Linked DNA regions of Homo sapiens: all the other regions are linked to region 1. Evidence: chromatin loops called from intact Hi-C (ENCODE). Cell type or tissue: endothelial cell of umbilical vein. All regions are shown on one strand. Links, peaks and the distances in the headings refer to the core of each region. The heading gives the core; the rest is flanking DNA.

Region 1 (8,441 bases), core at 359-8,358:
TACGTTCAAGGTTATTACTGATAAAGACTTGCTCTTGCCATTTTGTTAATTATTTCTAGTTTCTTTGCACAGCCTTTGATTTTTTCTTCCTATCTTATTGTTTACCTCTGTAGTTTGGTGGTTTTCTGTGGTGCTAAACTTTGTTTTCTTTCTCCTTCTTATTTGTGTATCTGCTGCAATTTCTTTCTTTGTGGTTACCATGGGGCTAGGATTAAAAGTGCTATAGTTATAATAGACTATTTTAAACTGATAGCAACTTAATTTTGATTGCATAAAAATACTCTAGACTTTTCCCCTCCACTCATAATTCATATTTTGTGGCTGTAATTTGCTTCTTTATCTATTATGTCTTCCTTAGCCACTAATTGTAGCTGTTGTTATTTTTGACTATTTTGATTTTAAACCCTTCATGCCAGAAAATTAAGTAATGCTCTGATTGCTGTGCCACAAATGGATGTTTCCCTAACCATAGACTTTTCTGACACCTCAAGTACCTAACTTTATTAATCTAGACTTGATGCATTTCTGCAATTGGACTCTGACACTGCAGGAGCAAAATGTCCTCCTAAATGCAAACTCCTCCTGTCAAAACTGGAACATCTGTAGGATAGGGTGCAGGATCCACCACTGGGGCTATTTAGGTTATAATGATAGTGGCCTTCTCCTCCTATACATGCACTCTTGATATTACTCAGAGAAGTTGCCAGATGGTATTACTGATGTTTTGCTCATGTGTATATTCTGGGTGGTCATTCCTGCTATTGGGGCTATCCAATTAGAAAAGGTTATGCACAACTTGTATTTGGTTTCTCTGATTTTCTCTATTATTTTCTATTTTCTATTTAATTTATTTCTGTTGTTATTTAATTATTTTCTTCCTAGGCTTAGTTTGCCCTTTTGTTTCTATGTTCTTAAGGTGAAAAGTTGGGTTATTTATCTTTTTTTTAATAATTAGATTTTTACTTTTCAAATAGCATAATATTCTTAAAGCTGTAATTTGTCTGTAATCAATGCTTTAGATGCATTCTATAGGTTTGGTATGTTTTATTTTCATTTATCTTAAAAAGTATTTTCTAATTTCAGACCAGATTTTTTATTTGCTCTTTGTGATTCATTTCCTGGCAATTTCTTCTTTAACTCCTTGTTTATTTAGCAGTGTATTGTTTAATTTTTACATATTTGTGAATTTTCCAAAGTTATATTATTGATTTATAATTTAATTCTATTGTGGTTGGAAAACATACTTTGTGTAATTTAAATTATTTAAAATTAATCCTTTTAAATTATTTTAAATTTATTAAAGGTGTTCTATAGCCTAAAATAAGGCATATCCTGGGTAATGTTTTATGTGCACTTGAGAAAAATGTGTATTCTGGTGTTTTTGTGGAGTGTCCTGCAGATATCTGTTAGATCTAGACATACTTATTTTTACGGAATTTTCCTAGGGGTGACAATTAACAGTTTATTTATATCAATCTAGTTCAAAAATAACACCAACTAGTTTTAATAGTATACACAACTTTGTTCCTGTATAGAGCTCCATGTCCTCCCCACTTGTGCTATTGTCATAAAATACATCTTTAAACATTACAAGTCCATTCACACCGTTTTATAAATATTGCTTTATGCAATTTTCTTTTAAATTACTCAGAAAAAGAAAATAGTTGCAAAGGAAAAAGATATCTATACTGTATTTTATGTTTACCTACATAGTTAACATTACTGATGTTTTTTATTTCTTTGTATGGATTCAAGTTTCTGTCCAGTGTCCAGGGCTCCCTAGGAGCCCCTGGGAACAATCATTTCATTTCAGCCTGCAGGGCTTCCTTATTGTTTCTTAGAGGGCTGCAAGTGCTCTCAGTGTTTTGTTTACCTGGAAATGTCTTAATTTAGTCCTTGTTTTTGAAGGGTTATTTTCCTGGATTCTTGATTAGCTGTCTTTTTCTTTCATGACTTTGAATATGCAATTCCACTGCCATCTGGCCTCCATTGTTTCTGATGAACTGTTGCCTATACATCTTATTGATGATTATTTTTAAATGTTGAATCACCTCTTTTACTGCTTTAAAAGTTCTCTGTCTGCCTTTTGACAGTTTGATTATTTTGTATCTAGGTAATCTCTTTCAGTTTATCCTACCTGTAGTTTGTTGAGCTATTTATATGTATGGGTTGATGTTTGTTATCCAAGTTGGGATGTTTTCAGTTATTGTTTCCCTCAAATATTCTTTCTGTCAGTTTTCTCTTTTCTTTTCCCTTGAGACTCTTATTATGTGTTTGTTGCTATGTTTGATAGTGTACCATTGGTCTCTGGGGGCTTTCTTCATGCTTCTTGTTCTTTTTTTTTTCTGCTACTCATGCAGGATAATCTCAATTTGCCTATATTCAAGTTCATTGATTATTTCTTCTGCCAGCTCAGATCTGCTGTTGAGCCCCTCTAGTGAATTTACAAATTAAATTATTATTCTTTTCAACTCTAGAATTTCTATTTGGCTCATTTAAAAATAATTTATATATTTTAATTTATGTTCTCTATTTGGTAAAATATCATTCTTATGCTTTCATTTAGTTCTTTAGACATGGTTTCTGTTATTTCTTTATCATAAGGAGTTAAAAATCTTTGTCTAGTAAGTCTACAACATGGACTTCCTAAGAGACTGGTTTTCCCCTGCATATGAGTTGTACTTTCCTGTCTTTTGCATGTCTCATATTTTTGTTGTTGTTGTTGTTGAAAACTGAACATTTAAGATAATATAATGAGGCAACTCTGGAACTCATATCTCCTCTCTAAGGTGTTTTATTGCTGTTTTTATATTGTAGTTGTTGCTGTTGATTTTGTTTGTTTAGTGACTTTCCTGAACTAATTTTCTAAAGTCTCTATTCTTTCTCATGTGTGACCACTGAAGTCTCTACTTCGTTAAGCTTGTGGTAAGCCAAAGCTTGGACAGAGATGTTCTTATTACCTTACCCAACTTGTCTCTCAACCTTTTTTGAGTGTCTCTGTGTAAAAATTGGGACATACCTTCACTGTCCTGGTAGTTTACAACTCTGTTTAGTTTTTATTTTGCTTGTACAGAGACTCATGGTCAACATAAGCAGGAAGTTAGGAATTTCTCAAGTCACTCCCTGCTATGTCCATAGTCCTCCTGTTTTTTTTTTTTGTGATTATCAGTAAGGTGTTTCCACAAGAGGGGACATAGGACAGACTCAAAATAACAAAGTTTAATGTACTCACAGGTCTTAGAAACAAGAGACATGACATAACTACCACAACTATGTGAAAAACTTCTTTGGCAAACTTAACAAAGTAATAGGCTCGGATGTTTTCTCTAATTCGGTGCACTCTACATATGTTCTCCTCGATCTCTGCTCCTAAAGATGAAATATTTGTAGCCACATAAAGAAATTTACCATGATTTCTCAATGCAATATGGAATCTTCTTGTGTATAATCTTTCTCTATTTATTGCTTTCTATATAACGTGTGTTTTAATAGCTTTCAGAGATAATTTGTTTTATTTTTCCAACTCAAATGAGAGACTCTAGCAATGAATATATATAAGATAAAGTGGATAAAAAAGGTGAGAAATGTCAAGGCAAAAAAATGTAGATAATTTAGACTTCTGTGGATGTCTCTCAAATAATACTCTTCAGATTATGGCTTATTCCATTTATGTTTAAGGCTAGCACTATGTAAAACCTCTGTCTCTTAACCCAAAGTATAACTTGCTCTTTCTAAATAGGAAACTAGAAATAATTTTGAAAACGAATCAATAAAAATTTCAAATTATTGCATGAGTAGAACTCAAATTAAAATCTGTCTAGTAAGCTACATTATGCAGTTGCCAATGAAAGCAGCAGGAAGTGTCAACTGTTTGGGAGGATCTGCGGTGTACTTGGACTTGCCTGGCATTGTTATTTGCTTCTAATCACTCTGGGAAGTGTTGTGGTGGAAAATAAGGCTAAGAGGAAATGTGCAGAACAGCCAAGGAAGCTCCTGGGAACAATCAAAGCAGGCTATGCCAAAAGGTTCCTGATATTCCTTCTAGACGCTCTGTACTGCTTCTCTGCGCTATCACTTCACAAAAGAGGGGCTCTGCTTTCTTCCACTTCAGATTTTATGTTGGTTTGCATCCGTAGATTATCTCCACCTGTGTTTAAAATGTCTCATGTGAAATGCCTGCAAGAGAGTGGGATCACTGGGTTATCCTGTATCTGAGCAGTGTAAAGGAAAATTTCTCTAATTTTGGTAACTATCCAAGGTTTGGGTTTGAAGAAGAACATATACAGCATGATTTAAAGGGAAACAAGGACTATTTATTGATATATTGGCCATATAGCTCTTCGTCTTTTAAATTGTTTTTTTAAAAATATGCATTGAGGATTTAAAAATCCTTTAAAACTAGTTTTAGAAGAACTGGTATAATATTAAGTAGATTATTTTAACTTACCTAATAGTATGATTCAAAGTAGCACAAGTTTTTTTTTTTTTGCTTTTCCCACAAAATCCATTTTAAAAAGCTATAATTGTCTTTATATCTATATGCTGATGTTGTGTGCAATATAGTGGAATGAAATGAGTCTGGGTCATACTTAGTTCAAAATATTATTCTACCTCTTCTTTTTTATGACTCCTTGAATAAGTTACTTAACACTCTTGCATCTCAATTTTTCTTCCTGTGATGTGGTTAAGTATTTAATTGTAAAAAAATGCAATCATTTATGAAAGTATTAGCTTAGTGCTTGACACAGTGAGCACTTGATAATAGTTACTTTGAATTGGAATATGGTCTCTATTGCTCCTCTGTCCTTACCTCCATGGATCATCCAACTGGGAGGTAGAAATCTTTTTCACATCACCTTTGTAATTGTAGAGTTGCTAAATAGCCTTATTTACTACAAATTGTTACTTTTAAGAAGCATATTTCTTCTAACCATTTGAAAAAGGAGGAAGAGTAGAATTCAGCAAATATCCAGTATATACTGTGTTCTGGGAGTAAGGAAGACAAATATTTCTTGGTATCCAACTCATGTTGTTAGCAAGTAAGTGCCTGGAGCACGGTAGGTTGTTTTGTAGTCTGTTACATGATAGGCCCTGTGCCAGGCTCTTTGCACATTGCTGGCGGTGGAGAGAAAGGTCCTATCCACAGAGTTTGTCTTTCCATGTGGAAGGAATTCCACAAGTATAAGACTCTTGGTGGCTTATCCAACTCTCTCCTTCAGTGCTCCCAAGATTACTCGTGAGTTTGGAAAGAGGAATTTTGCATATGTAGCCTAATTCTTTTTATCTCATCAGTGTCAGCCTGCAGAGAGAACATATTCATCTATGACCTTCCTTCTATTCCAGTGGAGAGATCTACAGCCTTCAGTATTGCCTGTGACTGGAGTAACTCTGTTTAATTTGAGGATCCAGTATTAGAAAGCTCGTGATTACTGAACACTGAAGCCACATTCATGAATCCATCAGTAATAAAAGCTATCTTTGTTTTCCTTCTGCCTAACCCTGCTTTAATCTCGCAAACATTTCTAAAGTTAGGAGGGAAAAGGATGTTTTCACTTATTAGCTTTAAAAAATCCTATTATACATTTAACCCACATATCTGCTGACTTGTTCGCCTCTATCTGCATAACAGCAGGATCTCAATACCTCCCAGTTATTTCCATATATTTCCAGAATGATGTCTCAAAATGTCCACACTCTAGATGTGGTTGTCCTTTGGGCCCAGACTTTTTCTTCTTATGTTTTAGCTCCCAAGTGCATAGAACTGCTACCTGAGAAGGTTCATTACTGTCATTGCACATCATGGTTTACTAATTTACTTTAAGATAAATGTCTCCCCCCAAAATACTTTGCATCAAGCTATAGCCCTTGAGTTGCCAAAATGTTGTAGGGTTTCATGGATGGCCTTTTCCCAATACTATCCCTCAATTTAAAATAAAATTAAAGGCCCAGAGAACCTCTTCTTGGGCTCAATGTCTTACAGAATCTTTCATGGAGAAGAGTTTAGTAATTTTTGACCTCATCCCACTAATTATACGGGCTGAAACATAGAACTGTAGTTCTGTTTGGAACAGACATGATAGCATCCCTACCATTTATCTCTTCTCAGAGTATAAAACTCCAGTCACAAAGTCCCTTTTCTTATTCTTTTTGCAAAACACAAGCTCCTATGTATATCACTTGCTGCAAATGGTTATCTTGGATATAGGTGTCAGAATGAGGGTTGATGGATGGTGGCCTGGTGATGAGCCCTGACTTAATCTGCCTTAGACCATAGATTGTGTACCTTTTGTTTTACTTCTTTTCAGTGTTACTCTAAACACCCTTGGGTGTTTACTACTATTATAGAAGACAGGTTGTATAGGTATCTCCATAATCTGATATATATTTATCTTCATGAATAGAGAGGCATGGTATGTGAATAATTGGACTTTATGTATTCACCATTGCTTAGCCAAGTGCATTTCCATGAAAATTATCCTGTGGAAATGACAATATTCATTTCATTAAGAGGTGGTTGGTTAGAGAGTCACAAAACATATTTTTGTTCTCCTAGTTATGTGCAGGTGTTTGGAGGCAACTCAAACCTCAGACTTTGTGGACCAAAATGAATCAGAGACCTGAAATTGACTCCTCTTTTCCACTTTGGCTGACTTCCTTTAGTTCATGAAATTAATCTCTGAGTCTGAGAACTCATTTTAAGGTCGACTATGTGTACAGATGAGGATAAGAATAAGAGATGTAGGTAGAGCAATGAAGAGGTAACACGACATAAGCATTTAGAAAGCAGTGTTTAATCCTTGACTTTCCACTAAAATGGCCATTAAAAATTAATCCTACCCCAACTCCGGCTACATACAAATAAAGTAATTTTCAAGGAAAATAAAAAACACAAGAGAAAAATCTCATCCTAAAGTGTGTTTACATTTTCCAAGAGATTTCAAAATGGCAACAATAATTCATTTTCAATTGTTTCCACATTTTGCATTGAAAATATGTTGGCTATGAAAATTACTAGAAAACAAATACAGAAATGTGTTCTTTACCATTGATATAGATGCGTCGTCATGAATCTAATATCTATTTAGCCTTCTTCCTTTCATTTTGGCGGGGGCTGAAATTTCAGCAGGGACAGTGAAAAGCCCATGGAAATAAAAATTAGAATGTCTCCAGAAAGAAAGAGGAAGTAAAAGGCAAGTACTAACTGGTAAATATCATTTGAGGTGATTTCAGATAAGGCCATAACCCAGGTTAAAAATATATCAAAACACAATTGTCATTATTATAACATAAACTAATAAATATTAATTAGATCCCTATTTTGGGCGAAGTACTGTGTTGAGCACTATGGTAGATACAAAGATGTTAAAATGGACTCAATGTGTGTAAGAGGATTACAGTCTAGAACAGGTAGTTGTATATATGCTATTGAATACAGCTATGCATGTAAGATGTAGTCTATTATAGTACAGATGTATAAGTTATTTCAAAGTAGCACATTAATAATTGACAAATAAATAGTAAAACTAGTAAGTGCTTAAGAGGAGAAGTAAGGCAGAAAGACACCACTGCCTTCTGGGGTGAGTTTAATTCTAGCATCAGCCAACATTTATTCAACCCTTACTATGGGCCAGGCAATGTTCTATGGACTTCACATGTATTAACTAATTTTATCCATATGATAACCCTACGAGGTAGAAACAATTATTATCATTCCATGTTGCATATATGTATTTGTTTTCTAGTAATTTTGATAGCCAACATATTTTCAATGTAAATGTGGAAACAATTGAAAATGAATACTTCTTCTTGCCATTTTGAAATCTCTTGGAAAATGTGAACATACTTTAGGATGAGATTTTTCTCTTGTGTTTTTTATTTTCCTTGAAAATTACTTTATTTGTATGTAGCTGGAGTTGGGGTAGGATTAATTTTTAATGGCCATTTTAGCTATATATGGAATGATATTATTATCATTCCATGTTGCAGAGAGGTTGAGTAACTTGCCTAAGAATTCTGGAGAGTCAGAATTTGCACCTCAGCTGTCATGCTTCGGATGCTGTGTTCTTAATTACGGCTCAAGACTCTGCATGAGGAATTTTGGTTGCTGGTCCTTCAAATTGTTGTGATCCAGATATGTCCAAGCAATTTGCTTCTAAAACAACTATGAATACTAAATGCATAACACAAATCATACATTATCTAAATTAATTGTTAAATGTATGTTTTTTGGAAATTAATGGCCAGCCAGGGTCATTTGGTCATTTTTGACTCTGCCCCATTTCTTTTTCCCTTTACTATTGTTAAGAGCTATTGTTGGAGAAAAATGCTTGGGAAAGCTCATGGGTTGGATGGTGAGACCTTGTGAACATTTCAACAATGAAAAACAGTCACCAAATTGTTAAGCCATAGAGAAGAAAAAAACTTTCATTTCCTAAGATGGA
Region 2 (8,441 bases), core at 295-8,294, 160 kb before region 1:
TAAAAAATCTTCCCAGGCTCAGGCCTGTAATCCCAGTACTTTGGGAGGCTGAGGCGGGTGGATTGCTTGAGCCCAGGAGTTTGAGACTAGCCTGAGCAACATGGTGAAACCCCATCTGTACTAAAAATACAAAGATTAGCTAGGCGTGGTGGCATGTGCCTATATTCCCAGCTACTTGGGAGGCTGAGGTGGGAGAATCACCTGAGCCTGGGAAATCGAGGCTGCAGTGAGGCATGATCATGCCACTGCACTCCAGCCTGGGTGATGGTAAAATGACAACTGAGAAAAAAAAAATGTTACCCATTTCAGGGAAAAAGGACTAATAAATCTAATAATAAAAAGAAGAAAGTGATGAAAAACCTAGTAGAAAATGGGCAAAAGATGTGAGAAGTTTACAGAAAAACATTGCAAAATATCTTTAAAATATATTAAAAGATGCATTGCTCATAATAAGATAAATGTATACTAATATTATACTGAGATGCCATTTTCAATTATCAGATTGGTGAAATTCCAAAAGTTTACAATATTTTGTTGGCGAGGCATGGGGAATACAAAATGGCAAACAGCTATGGAGGGGAACTTGATATTACTTAGCAAAACTACATATGTATTTCTGTCTTTCAATCAGTAATCCCACTTTGATGAATTTATCCTCAGGATATACTAATAAAAATATGACATGTCAGGGTAGTGGGAAAGAGTGGAGTCAACTCAAATGGCCTTCAGTAGGGTGCTGGTAGAATAAATCATGATACATACATAGTAGATCAGTAACTATGCTAAAATTACGCTCTATAACAAACCACCCCAGAAACCTTTGCAGAAGGTAGGTTTTTAAGGAATTATAGCAGAAACACACACACACAGGATAGTACATATCTTTCATTTTACACAAATAATAGACTATACACACTTCTTTGTGCCTTGCTGTTATTTCACTTAACAATATATATTAAAGATAATTTTATATCTGTGTATAAAAAGCTTCCCTATTTTTTGTTGTGGCTATATGTTATTTCATGGTATGAATACACCATTATTTATTAAACCAATCTCTTATTGAAAGATGTTTAAGTTGCTTTCAATTCTTTATTATTAAGAAGTGCTAGTCTGGGCACGGTGGCCCCTGCCTGTAATTCAGCATTTTGGGAGGCCGAGATGGGTGGATCACCTGAGGTCAAGGAGTTTGAGACCAGCCTGACCAACATGGTGAAGCCCCGTCTCTACTAAAAATACAAAAATTAGCCAGGCGTGGTGGTGTGCCCTGTAATCCCAGCTACTTGGGAGGCTGAGGCAGGAAAATCACTTGAACCCAGGAGGCGGAGGTTGCAGTGAGCCAAGATTGCGCCATTGCACTTCAGTCTGGGTGACAAGAGTGAAACTCCACCTCAAAAAAAAAAAAAAAAGAGGTGCTGCAATGCATTACTATGTATGTATATATACATACACACATATAATTTTGCACAGACATGAATATATTTTGGCTACCTCCTCAGAAATAGAAATTTTCAGCACATTCGAAGTTCCCCTTTCATCCAGCACTTCAGTGTTGACTCTGTTTCTTGTTTAGATTTCATATATAGTGATACATTCTTTGAAGAATACCTCGCAGGCTCTTGTTTTTAGAGACAGAATAAAGTTGCAGTAGAGACTGAGAGCAATATGTTTCCTTTTCTGTTTACAAAATTACCTGTGACCAACAAATGGGAAAAGCCATGGTCTTTAAAAGAAAAAATATGCAATTCCATTTCCACTATTTATTCTTGTTAGTTCACTGACTGAAACTGAAATGTGGTTTATTACAATGGATGAAAATTTGGAAAGAAACAATTAATTTGCATAATCAAGCAATCTGCATTATATTGCATAAAAGACAATAACAAAGTGAATTATGTACAAGGCTAGACTTCATGCTTTGACAAACAAAATGTAGCAGAATAGTTTCTTTAAGTGGAACTTCTGGACAAAATTTCCATATGAGATATAGGTAGCATGGATGAAATAGAGATGTTAAGACATTTTAGTTTTTTTGTTTTTTGTTTCGATCTTTCTGAAGGATGACTTACCATAGTTTGAGGGGGATGTAGGGAACTAATACATTAAAAAATAGATGTTGGCTATTATTATGATGAAAGGAAAGTGGTTTACTGTATGGAAAATATCATGAAAGTTTACGCAGATTTGGGAAAGAGAGTGATCGAGGCTCAGAGGTTGCCCTGAACAACACATGAAGAAAGGAAGGCAAGAGTAATGTGAGAACATCAACTCTAAAAACTGAAGTGTAGTCTGACGGCCATGAATTCTCATAAGTCCCTAGTCGTGTGAACTTTCCCTTATTTTCCTCAATAAATGTGTATTTGTATATATGTTTGTGTATGTTTGCTTTTTTCGTTCCCTCAGACAACTGAGAAATACTTTGTACTTCGCTATCCAGTATTTATATGTCTTACAGCACCTTTTCTCCTTGTATGTTAGTTTTTTCTTCAGTATCCTTAATTTTAAAGCTGTACTTCTCTTTTCTACTCAGTTGTCTTTCCTATCATTTAAAGCCATGAGATTGTTTGCTTTTCCTTCTCAGTGCATCCATCCCCCATACAAAGACTCTTTTATTTTCTTATTTATGGAAGTTTCTTGCCGTCACATTTTGGCATTCTTCCAGACAATAAGCAGTTATGTAGCATTGGCAAAAGTCCTGCATCTAGTTCTAAAGAGATGTAGCCCCACTGTGTATCTCAAATTTCCTCTTGACCTGACCTTTCTCTTTGCCCTGGCTTAACTTATCTGAGTTTGCTGGTGGTGCCAAGTTCCTTCTGCTTGTGAGCTGAATTAATGAAAAGGCATCAACATCAACTTCCCTTCCTGTAATACACACACACACACACACACACACACACACACACACACACCATCATCATCATCATCATTATCATCATCATCATAATCATATCGTTGGGGAAAGTTTTCATGTTGACTTTTTTGGGGGAGACGGTTATGAAGGTAGCATGAGGAAGGTGAGGGTAATAATAGAAATTCAGTAGATCTTGCAGGACAAATTGCCTGATTCAAATGGTGAGCTACTCTCATTATATTCAGAGTAGGCGACATAATGTATTCACTTCTTTCCTTTTCATGGGCAAGTTGTACTTGTGTAAACAGAGGGAGAATAGTACACATCTGTTCTGTTTCCAGTCCTATGATTCAGACTATTTTAAGTTGCCAAGAACCAGGAAAGTCTGGAGCCATTGTTTGCTGACATAGTCAATGGAGTTCAGTCGGGAAATAGGAGCAGCCAAATGTTCCCCAAAACGGAGGTGGTGTGGCTTCCACCAGCCCACCAATGTCAGCCAGCCTTACTTAAAACTTACTCAACTGCACAAAATTGCAGATGAAGTGAATAACCTAAGCTCATTTCTCTCATCATTACAATCTCCAAAACACTAAGTTTCTTTTAGCAACTCAGCACTGTATTAATTTCCTGCCAGGCAGAATACTTCTCTAGCCTTCTGTGGAGGTCTTTTTTTATTAGTCACCCATGGATTCCTTTTCCCATAGTGCTGCCTGGAATATTACCAACCTATGGTGAATTTAATTTTAACCATCATGTTACATTCTTTGCTTCCTCCTTTCCTTCCTTTTATTCAATACGTATTGAAGGTCTATTTGCTAAACACCATGGGAGGTACCAAGGATACAGTAGTGAAAATACAACACCAGGACGCTAGAGTCTAGGAGAGAAGAAATACTTTTAAAATGAGTGAATTATTACCATAATATGTCCTACAGAGGGGAAGTACAATATAATATAAGTATGTATACCAGGATGAACTAACCCACCTGTGGAAGTGACATTTAAAAGGAGACTTGGAGAGTGAGTAGAAATTACTGAGACAAAGGGTTTGAACGTAAGGGCAGAGCTCACGGGATCTTTGTCAGGCAGAGGGAATGGAATGTGCAAAGGTCCTAAGACCTAAAGGAACTAGGTGAATTTAAGAAATCTCCCAAAGGTGAATGAGGCCTGGACTCAGAGTGCATGGAGTGTCTGAGATGTTATGTTGAGGCCAGATGAACCAGAACCAGGACCTTGTAGTCAGGTTAACAGTTTAAAGTTTATCCTATTATAATAGGGTGAGTTTTAGGGTTTATCATGTTGCAGTAGGTTGCCTGTGAGATGAAATTAAAGAAAACAGACACAAGGCACACAGAGTTATTTATTTATTTATTTATTACAGGGTCTCACTCTGTCACCCAGACTGGGGTGCAGAGGCACAATCATGCTCACTGTAGCTTCGACCTCCTGGGCTCAAGTGATCCTCCTGCCTCAGCCCACTGAGTAGCTGGGACAATGGCTACTCTTGGGCTCAAGCCATCCTCCCACTGCGGCCTCCCAAAGTGCTGGGATTATAGGCGTGAGCCACTGTACCTGGCACAGACATTTAAAAGAGATAAACTGTTATTCTAATCTTGTCAGCAATTTTATTTGTAAAGTGAAACCATTACTTTATCTTCTTTGTTTCGGGAAGGTCTGTTTTTGTGTCTCAACAAGACAAATTGGAACCCACTCATCTAGGGTAAGTGTAACGGGAAACAATTTTGGTGGAGAATCACCTCATTCTTGCTCTCTGTAGAGGGCTATGCGGTGTCTCCTCAATAGCCACAGACCTGTGAAACTTAAAGACTAGAGAATGAGTTATCCCACTTTTGTAGGAGCTATGGGATCTTCTGGGAGGTAAAGAATTATAATCCCCCAAGGAGTTCAAAATTATTATTCTTTTTCTGATAGATGAGGGTAGATGAGGCCATCTCGTAGGAAAAAATGAAGTGCTTTCTTCCCCCTTCCTCTCCAAAGAGGCTATCAGTGATGTACAGTTAGGGTCTGGTTGTGAGAAAATGGAAGGCATTGTATGCATTCTGCATGTGGAGGGTTTCGATACAGGAAAACAGAGGCTTCATAACTGCTGGAAGAACTTCAGGAACAAAGGGCAAGAAAGCTGCACTGATGGATGTTTTCCTGCAGCTTTCCTTTTCTTCTGCCTTCTAGATCTCACGCAAATGCTTCTCATTAGCTGACCTGGAACCACAGAAGGAACTGGAGTCTGGAAATGTATTTCCTGGTTACTCTTATGTAATGCATGGGAGACCTCTGAAAAGGATGGCAGTGATGTCAAATTGACAATAGGACAATTCAGCACAGGTGATGACCCTGGTTTAACAGCAAAGCCTTGGCTGTTGTGAGGGGAAGAGGGTTCCCAGCGTAACAGACTGCTGTTCTGACAGTGTGGATATATCTTGAGGCATCTTGGCATTTGTCAGGTTGCTCCAGAAAAATGGAACGAATTAGATATGTAGATGCAGATATATTTATATACACACATGCAGATTTACTTAAGGAACTGGCTCATGTGATTATAGAGGGTTGGCAAGTCCAAAATCGGCAGGCGGAGTTGGCAGGCTGGAGACCCAGGGAAAAGCTGATGTTGCAGTTCAAGTCCGAGAGCTGTGTGCTGGCAGAATTCCCTCTTGCTAAAGGAGGTCAGTCTTTTGTTTTATTCAAGCCTTCAACAGATAGATGAGGCCCACTCACATTATGGAGGGCAATCTGCTTTACTCAAAGTCCACTGATTTAAATGCTAATCTCATCCAAAAACACCCTTACAGAAACATCCACGATAAAGTTTGACCAAATATTTGGGCACTGTGGCCTAGCCAATTTGCTTCATGTAATTAACCATCATACTTCTCCTTCCTTATTCATACCACTGCTAGATGGTGTTTTGAATTAAATTTTATATCAATATGCCTCAAGTGAAAAATTCATGGTCTTTTTATGTGTATATGGTTTAGTTCTGCCCTTTAAACCAAAGAATGTGATGATAATTATTTCTTTCCTTTCTCTTAGATTTTACGAGTAGAGACATCTCTTTAGGCCATATTTTCTTAATATTTCATCATTAATTTATTCATTTGTTCAGTCTTTCAACAAGTATTTATTGATGATTTAGGCACTGAGGATAACACAGTGATATGAATAAAAGATCAGGCCCAGGAAAAAGACCTTAAGCTAGAGAGCAACACAAGCGTTTTGCTGTAATTGTGAAAACAAATAAGGAAAATGCCAAGTGCAAAAGACATTAGATTTACAAGCCTTTAAGAGATGAGCCAAAATTTTAAAGAGGGATATTTTATGAGCAAATTCAATAAATGAAAATTTACAAGTTTTACAAATCACGATATCTGCAGGTATGTTCCTGAATAAAATTGAAGATGAGTTAGGACAGTTGTTTATTGAAACACTTTTTAATGTCAACTAATATGGTTTGTTTTGGAATCAAATGCCTTAGTAAAGAATACACACACCCTAACATATATTTAATGATTCTTTCACTGGGGCTCCAATTTCCTTTCTGATCTCAACACTATTGTCTTGCCAGCTGCTATACTTTTCAAGAAAGTAACTGGCATGGTTGATAGAGGATTACTACGTTGAGAGGTAGCTGAGATGGCAGTTACTAGCTTTATGACAGTGCACATTTCACAACATCATCACCAATGCTATGGGTGTTAATAAAATCAAACAAAACTGTGGTAGGTTGAATTCCAAGATGACTTCCAATGACCCTCACCTTCATCTAATCCTCTCCACGTTGAGTGTGGATGCAACTTGTGAATATAATGAGACATCCACTGCTGTGTTTATATTACATTCCATATAAAAACCTCCGGAAGGGAGGTTATATTGAGTGGGCCTGACCTAATCAGTTAAGCTCTGCAATAAAAGCCTTCTTTGGAGGATGCCAGAAGGGAAATCAGAGTTTTGAAGTAGCAGAGACATATCCTGGCTGGCCCTAAGGAGCATATCAGGAACATACCGTGTTAAGGGCTACTTGGCAGGGAACAGAAGGAGGTCTGTAAGAACTGGTTGACAACCACCAAGGAAACAGGGACCCAGTCACAAAACCTCCAGGAACTAAATTCTGCCAAGAATTAGAATGAGCTTGGAAGTAGATTGTTTTTCTCAGAGCCTCCAGATGAAAACTCAGCTCAACTGATACTTTGATTTCTGCCTGTGATACCCCGAGCAGAGAATCCAGCCACATGGTGCCAGACTTGTGACCAACAGAACTGTGGGCTAACAAATGGTGTTGTTTTAAGCTGCTAAGTTAGTGGGATTTGTTGTGCAGCAAAAGAAAACTAAGAGATAAACAAAAGCAAAACAACTTTTATCCTACTTCTCTTTCTTTGGGATGTGAAATTGTGCTGAGACTGGTCCTGGGGTACCCTCATCTTATTCAGCTTACACAGGGTAAAGGAAGGGCTCTGAGCTCAATGGCAAGGCCACATGGCTGACAGCAGAATCCCATGGTGCAAAGGCAATTTCTTTAGGAGAGGCCCACTGCAACCCTTGCAAAATCTAGGAACAGCCAAGAAGGGTATTTTCTCCATAATCTTTCTGAATGTGGTTGAGTATATTTGGGTTCCCTACTTTTTGTCATTTATATTTCTATGAACATGAGGTTTAGAATATTCAGCTAACTTATTAGTCAATCCAAGACTTGATATTATAGTACTTCCTGTTTGTCTGCTGTTTCACTTTGTGCAGATTCATTCATTACCCATGGTAATTCCAGAAATGGAAATTTCCAGAAATGGAAAATAAATGGAAAATTCCAGAAATGATCAATTCATAAGTTTTAAAATTGTGTGCCATTCTGGGTGGTGTGATGAAATTTCTTGCCATCATGTTCTGTTCCTTCCAGGGTAAGACTCCTGTCTTTATCCAGCACATTCATGCTGTAGACACCACCTGCCTGTGAGTCACTTAGTAGCAGTCTCAGTTATCAGATCGAAAAAGCATAGTATATTTAGGATTTTGTACTATCCTTGGTTTCAGAATCCACTGCAGGGAGTAGAATGTATCCCCTGCCGATAAGGGGAGACTATATACATCATGTTTTGACCCAAAGCAAATTCAAGTATGTGACTCAAATAATCACTTTGTAATGTTCAGTTCACAGTTGCTGAGTACTAATTCCATTTTCTTTTTCTTTTTTTTTTTTTTTTTTTGAGACAGGGTCTCACTTTGTTGCCTAGGCTGGATTGCTCAAGTGATCCTCCCACCTCAGCCTCTCAAGTAGCTGGGACTACAAGCGTATGCTAATTTTTGATTTCTTTTGTAGAGATGGGAGCTCACTGTCTTACCCAGGCTGGTCTTAAACTCCTGAGCTCAAGCAATTCTCCCACCTGGACCTCCCAGTGATGGGATTACAGATATGAGCCACTGTGCCTGGCTAATCCTATTTTTATTTTTATTTTTTGTGAAATATTTTGCTTTTTAATTGGTGGTACATAATTTTCAAAATCTTTTAATAAGTATACTATCGTAGTTTGAATAACCAGAATTATATTTATTTCAAGAAAGCTAGATCAAATAAAGAATCCAA
Region 3 (8,441 bases), core at 295-8,294, 50 kb after region 1:
GTAGTAGAAAACTTTTAGAGGTAGAAGTGATATGATGGCTGACTGTTAGAGAAGGGAGGAAAATATCATGTCAATAAAGAGAAGAACTACTTATAGTATAGTAGTTTGGGGCCATTAAGTGAAAGAGTAAGCATATTTATATAACTAAACATTTGATGCATCTCCTTTTAGAACAGAACAATAATTTTTAATTAGGAGGGCTAATTATTAGGACATTGCTGTGAATTAGCTACAGTTTTTAGGGCCGAAAGATTGTTGTTATTTACCTCCGGTCACCATCCCTTCCTCCATAGAGAAACTGCACACTGGACAAGCTGGGACTTTTTTATGGCCTAGCCATAGCAGATTCTTTCATGCGTTCATGGATTTGCTCATTCTGAATTCTTTGTTAGGAAGCTGGTCTCTTTATTTGGTGAATTCCTGTGCATCTTGTAGAGACCAGCACAAACGTAATTTCCTCTGAGATTGCTGCATCCTTACTCTCCTCTGGTGGAATGTATACATAATATTGAAACAAAAGTACACACACACACACGTATATTGTGTTGAATCAATGAAATTGCCTTTTATATCGGTCTTTATAAATTCAAGTGTTGGCAGTTTCATATAGTTCTTTGTCTTTTGGCCATTATGATTCTGGAAAATAAGTGCAAACACTTCATGAATAAATTCATAAAATAAATCTATTTTTCTAATTTTTATGTGATATATTTCATTAATACCTACACCGTATGGAATTTTCAGAATCAAAACAGAAACGTGATTATCACTGTTGAATCAAAACAGAAATGTGATTGTCACTGGTAGACACTTTCTCAGATGACATAGGCCCTAGCTTGAAAACCCACCACTTGGAAGGGAAATATTGTTATAGATAAAAAGATCTAAGAAATCATATATTTAAATAAGACAATGAAAAAGAGAGAAGAGAAAAATGCATAAATATGTATGTTTATACAAATGTTATTAATTTATAACAAGATTATTATAAATTAATAATTCCATTACACCATTTACCCCAATGCTTATTATTTAGGTTTGATTATTTAAGTTTCTGTTTCTCATACTGTGTTATTAATTCCTTAAGGCAAAGTGCTATATCCTATTCATTTTTGCAGGATCTTTCAATTAAAATGGTGAATTTCCAAAGTAGGAAAACGGTGTTGAGACATTGTATTGGTTATGGTATTTAAATGGATATAACCTATTGGGGCAATATTTACTAAGAGATGTAAACATTTTCTTTACATCTAATCAAATAATCACACTTCTTGGATGTTAATCTAATAAAGTCATCTGAAATATGGAGAAAATGCAAATGCTTGAATGTGTTTATGGCGCTGTTCCTTAAAGCAGTGAAATACTAGAAGCAATATAAAGGGTTAATATTAGGACAATATTTAAATAAATAACAATTTATCTATTTAATAATATGCTCTATAATGACAAAAATGATAGCTATGAATATGGTGAATTAGCAGTGGAAAAATGCTAAGTAAAGAAAAAAATCAGGTATGAAATATTACGATGTTTTAAAATGACACATATGCATATTTATAAAAGCCTGAGGGACATACATAGTTTTTGTTGTGTTCTTTGAGTTTGAGGCAACTGTTTGTTATAAAGTATTATTATTATTGTGTAAAACAATTTCAAATTATTTCTATAATTTAAAAATATGTAATGACAAAACGCCTAAAATTTGGGGCCCAAATCAGGTGAATTTGTAACTAATGTAAATAAAATATTGTTCATTGCATTTCCATTATTATTCTTTACATGCTGTTTATGAATATATAATAGGAAGTTGTCAACATGTTAATCCTCATGAATTTCTATATGGAATAATCTTGTTTCCAATGATGTTTAATGCATAAATATTTACTTAAAAAGACTTTTTAGTTCCTTTGTTTGAAAGTTCTTACACTATAAAACAATTTGCTTTCAATTTACTTTAACCCTTTCTTTATTAAAAGTTATTTGTAATTTCTCTCTTACCATACTGAAATAAAATTCACAGGTAGTATAATATGCCTAGACACATAATTTAACTATAATTATTATAATTATCTGGGTTTAATTTTAATATGAAGAGAAGCAGAATAAAACTAATTTTAATAAAGTAATATGCATTTTAATTGAAAATAAGCATAAGTAGGCAAGAAGATATAATGAAATATAAAATATTTCTGATATTTAAAATAGCATTTAACATAAATGAGCTCACAAGCCAGCCTATTTGTGTAAGTTCAGGAAAAAGACGGAACAAAAGTATGAGTATACACTACAATAAAACTAGTGTTATAATAAGTGATATATACTTATTTGTATATGATGAAGTAATGAGGGAAATGACCTTAGCTAATGTATTGATATTGTGCCAAGACTAATTACAAACTATAGACTAGAGTAAATGAGGAAGTGTGATACAAGCTGAAAATAATCTGGGCCTTAGGTGTAGTGTCAAAAGTATTCTTTATATTATGACATAGAAAAGAGTAGTGACTTTCTTAGATGATTTCTCCTAATGTGAACTCCCATTCAGGCAGCATACATTTTAGTAACTGGTACTTAAAAGATCATGGTGGACATATCCTTTGATAGGCAATTATAAATAGATGATGGATTGGAAAAGTAAGCATCGATACATAACAGGTTATTAGAAATGATGATAGACCTTTTGTATAGTAACAGATATGAAAACAATAGGCAACCCAACAACATTTCTAATGGTCAATTTTGTAAACAAATTTTAAAACAGTATAAAAATATAGGGTGGCCATAACATTATATATTTTAAAATTGCATTTGTTAATGAAATGCAGATTCCTGTATTTCCTGTGCTTTGGTAATTTTATAGTGTTGGTCTTATGTCTGTTAAAAGCAATCTCAAACCTCCACTTTATACACATATGCAATTATTTCATTATTTTTCAGTGCCTGCATCCTAGCATTGAAACAATTCCCATATAGATAATTTCAGTAGAGTGTGATTGTATGTGTATAAGTGTGCATATGTGCGTGCCTGGGCAAACACCATCAGCATTTTCAGTATAAACATTTCCTGAAATCGTTAGTTAAAATTTGCATTAGGTAATGAATAATGCTGCTTTTGATTGGAAATATAAGAAAGAGTTTTGTGAAATGCTCCATTCAACAACTAATCCTCAATAAAGGCTTCCAATTTGATTTTGATGGATAATGTGAAGAAAGACCCAAAATGTGGAAATAAGGAAAATGCTTTTTGCAAAACTTTATTACAATCCACAAAAAGTGAGGAAAATAGGGTTTTGCATATTAATGCATAACTTCCCAAATTCTAAGGAAAATAATTCTAGTTATTGTATCCGAGTCTCCTTTTAGGAAGATGCAGTTTATAATTTTGCAGATAATATACTACATGACAAGGTTTAGGAAAACCTAATTTTTCGAAGCTGAGATATAGCATTGCTAGATAAGTCCTTATGTTCCTAGAACAAGTGGCCTAGGCAGGGCTCATTGCAAAAAGATATTATTTGTATACACAGTCATCTTTTTGGTATCCTGAGGAATAGGTTCCAGGACTTCTACAGATATCAAACTCCCCAGATGATCAAGTCCCTTATATAAAATGGCATAGTATTTGCATGCTGTGTAACCTACACAATCCTCCCCTGTAGTTTAAATCATCTCAAAATTACTTATGATACCTAGTACCACGTAAATACTAGGTAAGTAGTAGTTATACTGTATTGTTTTTAAACTTGTATTTTTAAAATTTTTGTTTTTTTTATTATTTTTTTCAAAATACTTTTAATCTGTTGGTTGAATCTGCAGCTGTGGAACCAGTAGATACATGAGGTTACTGTATTTTTGCATATGATATAAGATAATAAACATGTGTCATATAATTATTGCTATTATTATTATTGTTGGGAAAAATAGAATTATGAATGACAATTAGCCCAAGTCTCTAAGCCTTCAATAGGGGTGAGATGTGGGGAGAAACTACAATGTGAACCAAAGCACTGGGTAGGGCTCAAAGGATAGAAAAAGTACTTAACTGAGAGGGATTTCTGGATCCATCATTTATTTATAAAGCAATTCTTATGTTCTTTCTTTAGCTAAAAAATTTTCCAATCTTCATACATATTTCTACATGTATTATACAAATTATGGTATAATTATTGTATTGTTTGTAGGTAATATGAGGTATAGACTAAAAATAAGTAGTTAAAGCCTACTATTCTGTGCCAAAGCAGGACAAAAAGTAATTTTCAGTGAAGGGTGGGTAGGGGATTTTAACGTAGTTCATATATCAGCAACTTTCTCTGCAGTGCATAATTTCCTATAGGTCTGGACAAATTATGTAAGTTTATAAAACCCTAGGACTAGGGAAGTTGGTGGTGGGGAGGTGGCTGGCTGCAGTTCAAACAGCATTGAATGTTAGTCTTGCCAAATTTCCATAGCTTGTAGCTAAGGAAGGTACAGAATACAATCTGATTGATACAAATTCCTGTTTCCTTCCATATAGCAAACACATACTTTCCACAGCAGCATAGTAACATGATTCATAATTCCTTCAGGTATTAAGTGGAAAAACATCTGTTCACTTGATTACATTTATAGATATACACAGATATTATAATGGCTAATTTGGAATAGGTCATTTACTTGTCAGTTATAGGTAATGTTAATATACATAAATTCTGTATATGTGAAGAGTTGCGATCTCAAAAAGATCTAGAGGCAAAATCGACTCTAATTTTTTTCTTTACATGTGTTGTACATGTGAGCAACTCAGCTCTGATTCAACGGCTTTTTCCTCTGCTTGTAAACGAGCTAATATGATAGGTTATAAATAGGGGATGCCAAACTTGCATTTTAAGTTTTTACTGAGCCAGGAGAGAACCATTAATATTATTAAATGATTGGCCAGTATCCTCAAGGAACTTTGAATTTTTAAATACGAAGGAAGGCTTGAGGGAGGAAGATTAACTAACATTTGTTAAACCTATGGATTTATTCAATTTACGGTTAGCTCTTAGCAAAATTGTAAGAGAAATTTGCCTCTAGGGAGATAATCTATTGGCTTTCTTCTCCCTTTATGATCTCCTTTCTCTGCCTCCACCCATTTCAACATATCAACTCCTTATTTCCTGGGTAGCTTCCATCACCAATCTCTGCACTAACAATCTACTCTCTTAGCAATAATCAAATCTGTAATATATTAATATTAACTATAGTCACCATGTTGTACAAAAGATCTCTTACATTTCTTCCTCCTGTCTAAAATTTTGTGCCCTTTGACCAACATCTCCCCAACTGCCTCTCCCCAGCCTCTGGTAACCATCCTTCTCCTCTGTTTATATAAGTTTGATTTTTTTAGAGTCCACACATAAGTGAGTAGATTTTAAGTATTCTAAATGCAAATAGATAAGTATATGAGGCAATGATTATGTTAATTAGCTTGATTTAGCCATTCCACAATGTATACATGTTTTAAAACATCATACCCCATAAAATATGCATACTCTTTATTTGTCAACTAAAAAATAAGTCTGCCCTCAGTCACACATTAAGATATGACACACTCATATCATTCTAAACATATTTCTTGGTATAATAACCCCACATTAAAAAGATTGGCCAAAATTGTAAAGCTCTTTTGAGGACTTTTAATAGGAGGTATGGACTAAAAATAAGTAGGTAAAGCCTACAATTCTGAAAGAATGTTCAGGGAACCTGAGTCTTAAGTAACTTTTTAAAAGAAGGTTCTATGGTCAAATGTTTAGTAAAGGTTATTTATCCCTATATTGGGATTTCAGTATTCACTTTAGGACAGTTAAGACTCAGTTTTTGAAAAAAAAATTCTTTAATTCTGTTTGACGTGGCATTTGGCAATTGTATTTGACTACGAAAAGCAATTACGGTTGGCCCCCTGTATCTATGAGTTATGCATTGATAGATTCAATTAACCACAGATCAAAAAATATTGGATAAAAAGATGTGCCTGGGCTGGGTGCAGTGGCTCATGCCTGTAATCCCAGCACTTTGGGAAGCCGAGACAGGTGGATCACTTGAGGTCAGGAGTTGGAAACCAGCCTGGCCAACAGGATGAAACCCCATCTCTACTAAAAATATGAAAATTAGCCGGGCATGGTGGTGGGTGCCTGTACTCCCAGCTACTTGGGAGGCTGAGGCAGGAGAATCGTTTGAACCCCTGGAAGGTGGAGGTTGCACTGAGCCGAGATTGTGCCATTGCACTCCAGCCTGGGCAACAGAGTGAGACTCCATCTCAAAAAAAGAAAAAAAAGTTGTGTCTATACTAAACATGTACAGACTTTTTTCTTGTCATTATTCCCTAAACAATGCAGTATAACAACTATTTACACAGCATTGACATTGTATTAGGTATTGTAAGTAATCAAGCAATGATTCAATGTATAGGGGAGGGTGTTCATGGGTTATATGCAAATAACCACTTTATATCAGGGACTTGAGCACCCTTACATTTTGGTATCCATGGAGATCCTGGTAGCAACTGTCCAAAGATATCAAGGAATGATTATTGATGGCAGCAGTAGCTCATCTGGAGCAGCCGCTGCCATGACGCCAGCTGCAATGGGGGAGTTGCAGCTGGGGTTGCATGCTCCATGGAGCCTGGCAGTAGCCAGGAACAGGCAGAAGCCCTGCCCCCTTCCAACTTGGAGGGGCAGGAGCTCCACCTTCTTGGGTGGCAGCCACCCAGCCATGGCTGTAGATCCGGGCATCTCAGCACTCTTGGGGGCTCAGGAAGCCCCTCTTCCCCTGCAGGCTTGGAAGTGCCTGCTCCCGCTGCCTAGCCTTTCCCTGCTCCCAGCACCTGCTTCGATTTTGGAGCAAAGTTGTGGCCAAGCCTAGGCACTGTCACCAACCAGCTGAGTGTGCACACACCTGGGGCAGTGCTGACATGCCAGGCCCCTGCTGCCTCAATCCTCTCCAAACTTTGGGCACTGACGAGCATGGGAGGGAGGCCAAGGGAGACTAAGGGCAGCTTGGTGCAGGCCTGCAGCCACCCCTCAGCACAAACAGCCTGGGTGTCATGAGCACCATGGATGGCAGGTTAATGGCAGCAGGAGGCAGACAGGCTTCTGGGTGGAAAGGGATGGGTCCCAGTGAAACCCCACCTTCAGGCCATGGACGGCCTGAGGGCTGGGCACTGGGCTGTCAATTCTGTGGATCAGAGTGAGAACTTATAGTGCTTTTCTGGGCCCACCCATGGCCACCCATGGACCAATCAGCACACACTTGCTCCCCTCTAAAGCCCTTAAACCCCTAGACTCAGCCAGACTCTGAGAGACAAAAAGACAACCTGCCTGCAGAGAGAAGCTAACCACTGTGTGTTTCCTGTCTGCTGAGAGCTGAACAGACAATGGATGCCCTGCCTGCAGAGAGAAGCTATCCACTGAAGGTCTCCTCTGAGCTGTTGTTGCTCAATAAAGTACCTCTTCACCTTGCTCACCCTCTACTTGTTGGCATACCTTATTCTTTCTGGACACGGGACAAGAACTGGGGACCTGTCAAATGGTAGGGCTGAAAGAGCTGTACCCAGGGTTTTTATGGCCTGCAGAGGGGAGGAAGTATGTGCTGATTGGTCCATGGGCAGCCATGGGCAGGCCTGGAAAAAAGGCTGAAACATGCCCCTTGTTCACCATGTTGCAGGTGATGACCTAGGAGCTCCCTGAGCCAGGGCTGTGATACCCTCTTTGGGCCTCTGCGGTTCTTGCTGTCTCCAAGCTTCTGGGTGCCACCACATTCCCCACTGCCAGCCATGGAAGCTGCTTGCAGTATGCCTGGTGTAGCCACAGCCTCAAAGGGAGCTGGCACCCATGCTGGCACCTGGAGCTGCCCTCCCCACCACAGCTAGTGTCCCTGCCTGTGTGCAGTGGCTTGACCTCATGCTGGCTTGCTCACACAACCCTTGCCAGTCTGCACCTGGCTCGACCTTTGCAGGTGTGAGATCCAGGCCACTAGCGAGAGCTGAGCACAGCCTGCCAGGCTGAGTGGCGGAATGAGCCCAGGGGGTCCAAGCAAAACTCGGGCAAAGGAGCCATCGGCCACAGAGCTTTCCAGGGAAAAGCAACACCCTGAGGATCCTGTGACAGTATTATTTGTTTCTATATCACCTATTAATATTTATCAGAGTAAGTGTTTCATGAAAAGCTTTACTGAAAATGCTGCTTTAGGGGGCTTGTCCATTGCCTCTGAACTTACACCACACTAGTGGTTTGGCATTATGACATTCTTGGGACAGAGGACTGTGCCCAATGGTCTTTTCCACAAAGTACAGAGGAAATAAACTAAAATTATTTACTGATAAGATTTCTGTGACACTGATCATACTTTATATTTCACATTATCTCGAGAAGATCTAAGGACTTTAGAATGAAAGATGGTTTTTAATCTTTTTGGATTAATTT

The links. Hi-C counts contacts between places; a loop is a spot of excess contacts. Peaks named below come from ENCODE experiments on the same cell type or tissue, not always from the same donor. Only the 100,000 strongest peaks of a DNase experiment are listed, where the experiment ranks them.
Region 2: it touches region 1 in a loop (8-fold over the local background); 5 of 110 quality-filtered maps call a loop at or near these places.
Region 3: it touches region 1 in a loop (4-fold over the local background); 2 of 110 quality-filtered maps call a loop at or near these places.

Annotation. Positions count from the first base shown.
Region 1 is chr13:37,284,301-37,292,741 of GRCh38, forward strand. No RefSeq gene overlaps it. Among named protein-coding and RNA genes, the nearest start is that of CSNK1A1L, 180 kb to the left of the region's middle. In endothelial cell of umbilical vein, for the core only: no CTCF peak of the experiment used is centred there; a DNase peak (open chromatin) is centred at 3,961; H3K27ac peaks cover 618 bases.
Region 2 is chr13:37,124,604-37,133,044 of GRCh38, forward strand. No RefSeq gene overlaps it. Among named protein-coding and RNA genes, the nearest start is that of CSNK1A1L, 23 kb to the left of the region's middle. In endothelial cell of umbilical vein, for the core only: no CTCF peak of the experiment used is centred there; DNase peaks (open chromatin) are centred at 2,818 and 3,308; H3K27ac peaks cover 3,256 bases.
Region 3 is chr13:37,334,477-37,342,917 of GRCh38, forward strand. No RefSeq gene overlaps it. Among named protein-coding and RNA genes, the nearest start is that of LINC01048, 150 kb to the right of the region's middle. In endothelial cell of umbilical vein, for the core only: no CTCF peak of the experiment used is centred there; a DNase peak (open chromatin) is centred at 4,445.